Regions from separate parts of the Homo sapiens genome. Here region 1 is linked to region 2. The links are chromatin contacts, found by Hi-C in ENCODE. All regions are on one chromosome and are shown on one strand. Each heading gives the region's core, a stretch centred on a gene start or an enhancer-like site at or near the end of the contact. The rest is flanking DNA. Distances are from core to core; before and after follow the strand shown. Region 1 holds the start of PLEKHH3 (pleckstrin homology, MyTH4 and FERM domain containing H3). Region 2 holds the start of CDK12 (cyclin dependent kinase 12).

Evidence for each region. Hi-C counts contacts between places; a loop is a spot of excess contacts on that map. Pooled maps may share reads with other maps.
Region 1: a loop to region 2 is called in a map with no recorded cell type, with 9 times the contacts of the local background. The contact joins the promoter of PLEKHH3 here to the promoter of CDK12 in region 2. A Hi-C loop is called at or near these places in 2 of 37 single-sample maps with no recorded cell type and 7 of 50 pooled maps.

The regions. Positions count from the first base shown.
Region 1 is chr17:42,675,118-42,678,735 of GRCh38, forward strand. PLEKHH3 (pleckstrin homology, MyTH4 and FERM domain containing H3) reads right to left here and starts at 1,877. Exons shown (of 13, transcript NM_024927.5): 1 at 1,285-1,877. The coding sequence starts at 1,446. RefSeq lists silencers at 378-537, 1,658-1,717, 1,808-2,057, 2,918-2,997, 3,348-3,437 and enhancers at 2,168-2,267, 2,288-2,337, 2,468-2,547, 2,528-3,029, 3,030-3,529.
Region 2 is chr17:39,459,568-39,462,950 of GRCh38, forward strand. It overlaps CDK12 (cyclin dependent kinase 12), which reads left to right and starts at 1,919. Exons shown (of 14, transcript NM_016507.4): 1 at 1,919-3,383. The coding sequence starts at 2,505. RefSeq lists enhancers at 1,696-2,620, 1,981-2,030, 2,121-2,180, 2,346-3,383, 2,571-2,700.

The DNA.
Region 1 (3,618 bases), core at 627-3,126, 3.2 Mb after region 2:
CTTCCCCCTGTCCTGGAACTTCAACTGTAGACTGGGGTCTGAGAGAGGCCACAAACCCAACCCGGAGGCCAGTCAGGCGGGAACCGTGCCATCCTCATATTGCTCCCAGACTGCTAGAGCCAAGAGGGGGAGGTGGGGGAGGGGGCCAGGGACACCTGTCCCCAGGCTCAGGGAAGGGGGGAGTTGAGGTGGAGCATGAGGGAGGCAATGGCCTGGTAAAGCCGACCCTGCCCAAGCTGGAAGCTTGGGGACGCCTGGGTCCTGCACCCTTCCTACGTGAACCTCCACCTATTTTCTGGAAGGTCTGAGTGGGGCTGTCAGCCACACCACATGTGGCAGGTACTGACCACCCTCTTAGGCTAACTCCCCTAATCGCAGTGCCCTGCTTCCCTCCCTCCCCCCTCCTCTATATTTATCCACCCTCCGCCTCCGCCAGGTGCTGGCGCCGGCCCCGGCGGCGCAGCCCGCCCCACCCGGGCACCGAGCCACTGGGCCTGCTGGGGACCCCTGCGCGGGGGATGGGAGCCTGACCCGGGCCACAGCACACGGGAGTCTGGCCGCCAGTGTGCAGGAGGGATGGGGGAGGAGACGTCAAGGGATGGAGGTCTCCCACACCAATCGTGCCTCCGTTTCCCCACGGGGAGATTCGACAAAACCAGGCAGCAGCCCAGTGTCCCTCACCATCCATCCCCTCAGGGGTTTCCCAGGAGCCTCACCCGGGAAAGCCGAGAGTTCTGTCCTGAGTGGCAGGGTAATGAGGAGGGGTCCTCAAAGAGCTCCCACCTCCCTCTCCTTGGGGTCCCCGCCACAGACCCCAATCCTGGGATGACTTCTCCCCCTCGTCCAGGTCTCCGCAGCGGGAGCTCTCGCATCTGGCCTCCGCACTTGCGAACTGGGAGCGGAGGGGGACCCAGGCGTTCGAGCCGCCCAGCCGGCCTCGCCACATTCCTCGGCGCTGGCGGAGGCGGAAGGAGACGGGATGGGACGCGGGCCCAGCGGGGAAGGGAGAGGCAGGGCCAGGTCGGGCCACGCGTGACGCCTCCCCTGCCTCAGGGCCCCCAGCAGGTGGATAGCGCCCAGCCTGCAGCGGGAGGCCCACAGGCACATCCCGAGTAGGGCTGCTGCTCCGAGAGCTCCCGGGGGCTTTGGCCCCCAGGCAAAAAACTCTCCCTCATCCCTAGTTCGCCAAGCGCGCAGCGTGTGGCTGGAGGCTGGAGCGGATCAGCGTGACGGCCGGTTACAGCGAGAGTGATTGAGACGAGGCTCCGAACCCCCGGGACTTACCCTCCCGCCGCCCGCTGGACTCGGGGTCCGCAGCTCAAAGGTTTCCTCGTCCTCGTCCTCGTCCCCGTCCCCGCTAAGCTCGCCGTCCCCGTAGTCCCGGTGCAGAAGAGTGAAGCCTCGACGGCAGCAGAGAAGCCACCATAGTCCCCCGGGGAGAGGCATCCGGGCGAGGAGCTGCGGATGGGGGCGCGGGCAGCCGCGGCCGAGCAGTAGGGGGTCGGAGGAACTGGCGGGGCTCCGACCCGAGCAGGGGAAAGATGAGGTGGGAGGAGCAGAAGGGAGAAGAGGACAGGGAGGAGGCAGTGTCCTGGGCTGGGGTGCAAGGGGACGCTAGCCAGACGCTGAGGGGGGCTCAGTGTCTGGGCCCCCGGAGGGGGGAGGGGGAAAAGCGTCCAGGGCCCCGGGAGAGGAGGGAGCAATGTCCGGAGCTGGGAAGTAGTGTCCGTTGGAGTGTCCAGCCCTGTGGGGGGCAGTGTCCGGTGCAGCGTCCGAGGTGGGCAGTTGTCCAAGCTCCAGGGAGGGTCGTGTCCGGTAGGGCGTCCGGTGGCCGGGGCCCGGGCCGCGCGCGCTGCGCTCCCTGCAGCCCCGGGACTGGCGCGCTGGGGGCGCGAGCACAGAGCTGGGACCCCGCCCCCCCGGCCCCCTCCCTCCCGGGGGGCCCCCCCTCTCTCTTCTTTCTCTCCTCCCTTCTTTACTAGGCAGGGTCCAGGTTTCGTCACAGTCTCCTCTGTCCAATCCCTGTGCCTGGCGCCGGGCGCGGCTACCAATCAGACGGCTGAAACCGCGTTGGGTTGCATCATGTGCCCCTGGCTTGGTGACAGCGGGGAGGGGCGGGGAAACAGGGAGGGAGGGGACGAGGCTATGTTAGCCACGCCCCAGTCTCTGAGGTCGGACGCGGGGTGCTAGTGACGTCACGGAAGCCCGCCTTCAGGCTCTTGTTTTAACTCTTGGCTCACCAACCAATTAAAAACCCTGTTGAGGAGTTTTGGCACAGGACAGAGGAAAACCCAACTGCCGCTCTCTGAACCCCTGTCTCGTCTCAGGGTCCCTGAGAAAGGGAAACGCCTTGGCTACTAAGAGGATGTCCAGACCTGCGAGGACACAGCTCTGGAGGTGGCCCTCCACGTCTGGGGAGAAGGAGTCCAGTTTCTCCAGTTTCTCGGTCTGATTCAGCTCTCCCCCACCCTTTTTTTTTTTTCTTCCAGACAGGGTCTCGCTGTCTTGCCCAGGCTGGGGTGCGGTGGAGCCATTATAGCTTACTACAGCCTCGAACTCCTCGGCTCAAGGGATCCTCCCACCTCAGCCTCTCCAGGAGCTGGGACTACAGGCGTACACCACCATGCCTGGCTAATTTTTTAAATTTATTTTTTGTAGAAATGGAGTCTCACTATGTTGCCCAGGCTGGTCTTTAACTCCTGGGCTCAAGCGATCCTCCCAGCTTGGCTTCCCAAAGTGCTGGGATTACAGGTATGAGCCACTGCACTCGGCCTCACCTCCTTTTCGAGGTGAAGGAGTTGAGGCAGGCACTCTGGGAAGGTGCAGACCTAGGCCGGAAATAAAATCGAATATAGAGCTCACAGCTCACCGAACTCAGCTGGGGAGACTGACTTGGATTCTAAGGAATTCTGTGGTCTCCGAATACAGTGGAGGCCTCTTAGGGCTAATATCCTGCGGCTCTGTATAGGAAGGGGTTAACTCAGGCGCTAGGCGGCCGGGGCGGGGCCGCGGCCTCCGCGGGCGCGCGCGCGCGTTGCTGACTCAGCGGCGATTCCAGAGATCTTGGATGGAGGGTTCCAGGTCGGTCCCCAGTGGCTGGCGTGTGGGACCCTTTGAGGATCGGCGCCGTCTCCGGGCCTTCCCTGGATCCTGGCCCCTAGAGGCCGTGGGGGACCCCTTTTCGCCGCTGCTGCGGGAGGCTCTGAGGACTGCTAGCCTGGGCAGGGCTGGGCTGGGCGGGGAGGGGCGGGGAAGGGCGGGACGGGCGGGGCCGTCAGGCCAGCACCTCCCTTGAGACCTCCTCGCCACGCCCCGCCCTTCTCGACCCTAGACTCCAGGCTGGAGCGGTGGGGACAGCTTTGCTGACCGATATTAAACCGCGAGAACTGTCGCACGTGAACACCATCCTGCCCGTTGTGATTGTGTAAAACAAAGACCAGGAATCAATGCGAGCGTGTCTAGGAGGCCATCTCGGCCGTGGCCTCTCTCCACATGAGAGTGGCCTGTACTGAGAGATTACCTAGGAATGGAGATACCACAACCATCTTCCAGGTCTGGATCCCAGGCCCTTGCCTGCAGAGAAGTTTTTTCCCATATCCAACCTCTCTCTTTCCGGCC
Region 2 (3,383 bases), core at 669-3,168:
CAACATAGCCAGCCCTCCATCTCTACAAAAAAATAAAAATAAAAATTAGCTGGGCTGGTGGCCTGTGGCTGTAGTCTCAGCTACTCAGGAGGCTGAGATGGGAGGATCACCTGAGCCCATGAGGGGAAGGCTACAGTGAGTTATGATTGTGCCACTGCACTCCAGCCTGGGCGACAGAGCGAGACCCTTCACACACACACACAAAATTAGGTTAAAAAAAAAAAATGTTTTGGATCGCCCTGTGAGCAAAAGGAACAAGAACATTTACAGAGAGTGATTTTTGAGAATTGAGACTACCTTAATTCAGAATGTTTTCTGGTCCTGAATTTACCAGCTGAACTTCTCCGTTTTGGACAAGCCCCTTCATTTCTCCATGCCTTAGTTTTCTCACTTATACAACCTATTTCAGAGGACTGTTGTGAAGATGGAATGACTTAAGGTAGGCGAAAGTTTTTTAAAAAGTAATAAATGAGGGGCCAGTGTAAGATAGTGTTATTTTCTTGTTAATTAATACTATGCTTTTCTTGTTCATATTATAATCTTTTGTATGAGGATGAAAGGCTAAATTATCCAATAACGGCCATGGGAGGATCTCAAGATGGGATGAGCTTTTAGGTTCTGAGATTTGAAGCAAAGATTGGTAAGGAGACAACACCATAGGATGGAAGAGCTTGTGTTTTAGTCTCAGAAAGACATGAATTTGAATGTTGACTGTGGCACTTGTTGGACCAAATTATTCAACTTCCCTGAGGCTGGGATTCCTTTTCTATAAAACAGGGATGAAAATCTCGTGTTTTGCAGGATAATTGTGAAAATTAGAGATAATGTATGTAAAATTCTTGGCAGGTAGCACACACCCTATATGTGGGAAGCACTGTTAAAACACTCAGGGACTTGGGTTGAAATGTCCCGACATTTGTCTTTTGCTCTGTAAAAAATAATCTCAACCGGGCGCGGTGGCTCAAGCCTGTAATCCCGCCACTTTGGGAGGACCAGACGGGCAGATTGCTTCATTCTAGGAGTTCAAGACCAAGGATCGCGGATTGCTTGAGTCTAGGAGTTCGAGACTAGCCTGGGCAACATGGCGAAACCCCATCACTACGAATAATAGAAACAAATTAGCACGGCGTGGTGGCGCGACTCTATAGTTCCAAGTACTCGGCAGGATGAGGTGGGAGGATTGCTTGAGCCCAGGAGGTGGAGGCTGCAGTGAGCCGAGATCGTGCCACTGCACTCCAGTCTGGGCAAAAGAGAGAGAACTTGTCTCAAACAAACAAAAAAATGGCCCGGCGCGGCGGTTCACGCCTGTAATCCTAGCACTTTGGGAGGCCGAGGCGGGAGGATCACTTGAGGTCAGGAGGTCGAGACCAGCCTGGCCAACATGGTGAAACCCTGTCTCTACTAAAAACAAAAAAGTTAGCCGGGCGTGGTGGCGGGCGCCTGTAATCCCAGCTACTCGGGAGGCTGAGGCAGGAGAATCGCTTGAACCCAGGAGGTGGAGGTTGCAGTGAGCCGAGATCGCGCCACTAACACTCCAGGATGGGCTACAGAGCGAGACTCCGTCTCAAAGGAAAACAAAAAACAAACAAAAAAAAGTCATCCTGGTAGTTAAAAGATTTGTTAAAAAGGATGTTGAAATTATTTTGTCACGGAGCCTGGGAGTGTTTGTTTAATCAGTTACCGATAAAGTTTTGGTTAAAAAAAAAAAACTCGGTTTGTTCCGTTTCAATAAAGCTTTGCTCAAACGGGGAGCTCCGGGAGCTCATCGCGAGACTCAGGTGAAACGCGTTTCTAGTTTGGGACCTGATCTCGCGTTGTTTGATAAGCAGGGGAATGAGGTGAAAGCGAAGCACGAAACATCGCGAGAGGCTACTGGACTCTCGCGACGATTTCTGGGATTGCCCCTCCCCCCTTCCCCAAGTGCCGTTTCGGTTTAATCTAGTGTGTGACTGGGTCTGTGTGAGGGAGAGAGTGTGTGTGGTGTGGAGGTGAAACGGAGGCAAGAAAGGGGGCTACCTCAGGAGCGAGGGACAAAGGGGGCGTGAGGCACCTAGGCCGCGGCACCCCGGCGACAGGAAGCCGTCCTGAACCGGGCTACCGGGTAGGGGAAGGGCCCGCGTAGTCCTCGCAGGGCCCCAGAGCTGGAGTCGGCTCCACAGCCCCGGGCCGTCGGCTTCTCACTTCCTGGACCTCCCCGGCGCCCGGGCCTGAGGACTGGCTCGGCGGAGGGAGAAGAGGAAACAGACTTGAGCAGCTCCCCGTTGTCTCGCAACTCCACTGCCGAGGAACTCTCATTTCTTCCCTCGCTCCTTCACCCCCCACCTCATGTAGAAGGGTGCTGAGGCGTCGGGAGGGAGGAGGAGCCTGGGCTACCGTCCCTGCCCTCCCCACCCCCTTCCCGGGGCGCTTTGGTGGGCGTGGAGTTGGGGTTGGGGGGGTGGGTGGGGGTTGCTTTTTGGAGTGCTGGGGAACTTTTTTCCCTTCTTCAGGTCAGGGGAAAGGGAATGCCCAATTCAGAGAGACATGGGGGCAAGAAGGACGGGAGTGGAGGAGCTTCTGGAACTTTGCAGCCGTCATCGGGAGGCGGCAGCTCTAACAGCAGAGAGCGTCACCGCTTGGTATCGAAGCACAAGCGGCATAAGTCCAAACACTCCAAAGACATGGGGTTGGTGACCCCCGAAGCAGCATCCCTGGGCACAGTTATCAAACCTTTGGTGGAGTATGATGATATCAGCTCTGATTCCGACACCTTCTCCGATGACATGGCCTTCAAACTAGACCGAAGGGAGAACGACGAACGTCGTGGATCAGATCGGAGCGACCGCCTGCACAAACATCGTCACCACCAGCACAGGCGTTCCCGGGACTTACTAAAAGCTAAACAGACCGAAAAAGAAAAAAGCCAAGAAGTCTCCAGCAAGTCGGGATCGATGAAGGACCGGATATCGGGAAGTTCAAAGCGTTCGAATGAGGAGACTGATGACTATGGGAAGGCGCAGGTAGCCAAAAGCAGCAGCAAGGAATCCAGGTCATCCAAGCTCCACAAGGAGAAGACCAGGAAAGAACGGGAGCTGAAGTCTGGGCACAAAGACCGGAGTAAAAGTCATCGAAAAAGGGAAACACCCAAAAGTTACAAAACAGTGGACAGCCCAAAACGGAGATCCAGGAGCCCCCACAGGAAGTGGTCTGACAGCTCCAAACAAGATGATAGCCCCTCGGGAGCTTCTTATGGCCAAGATTATGACCTTAGTCCCTCACGATCTCATACCTCGAGCAATTATGACTCCTACAAGAAAAGTCCTGGAAGTACCTCGAGAAGGCAGTCGGTCAGTCCCCCTTACAAGGAGCCTTCGGCCTACCAGTCCAGCACCCGGTCACCGAGC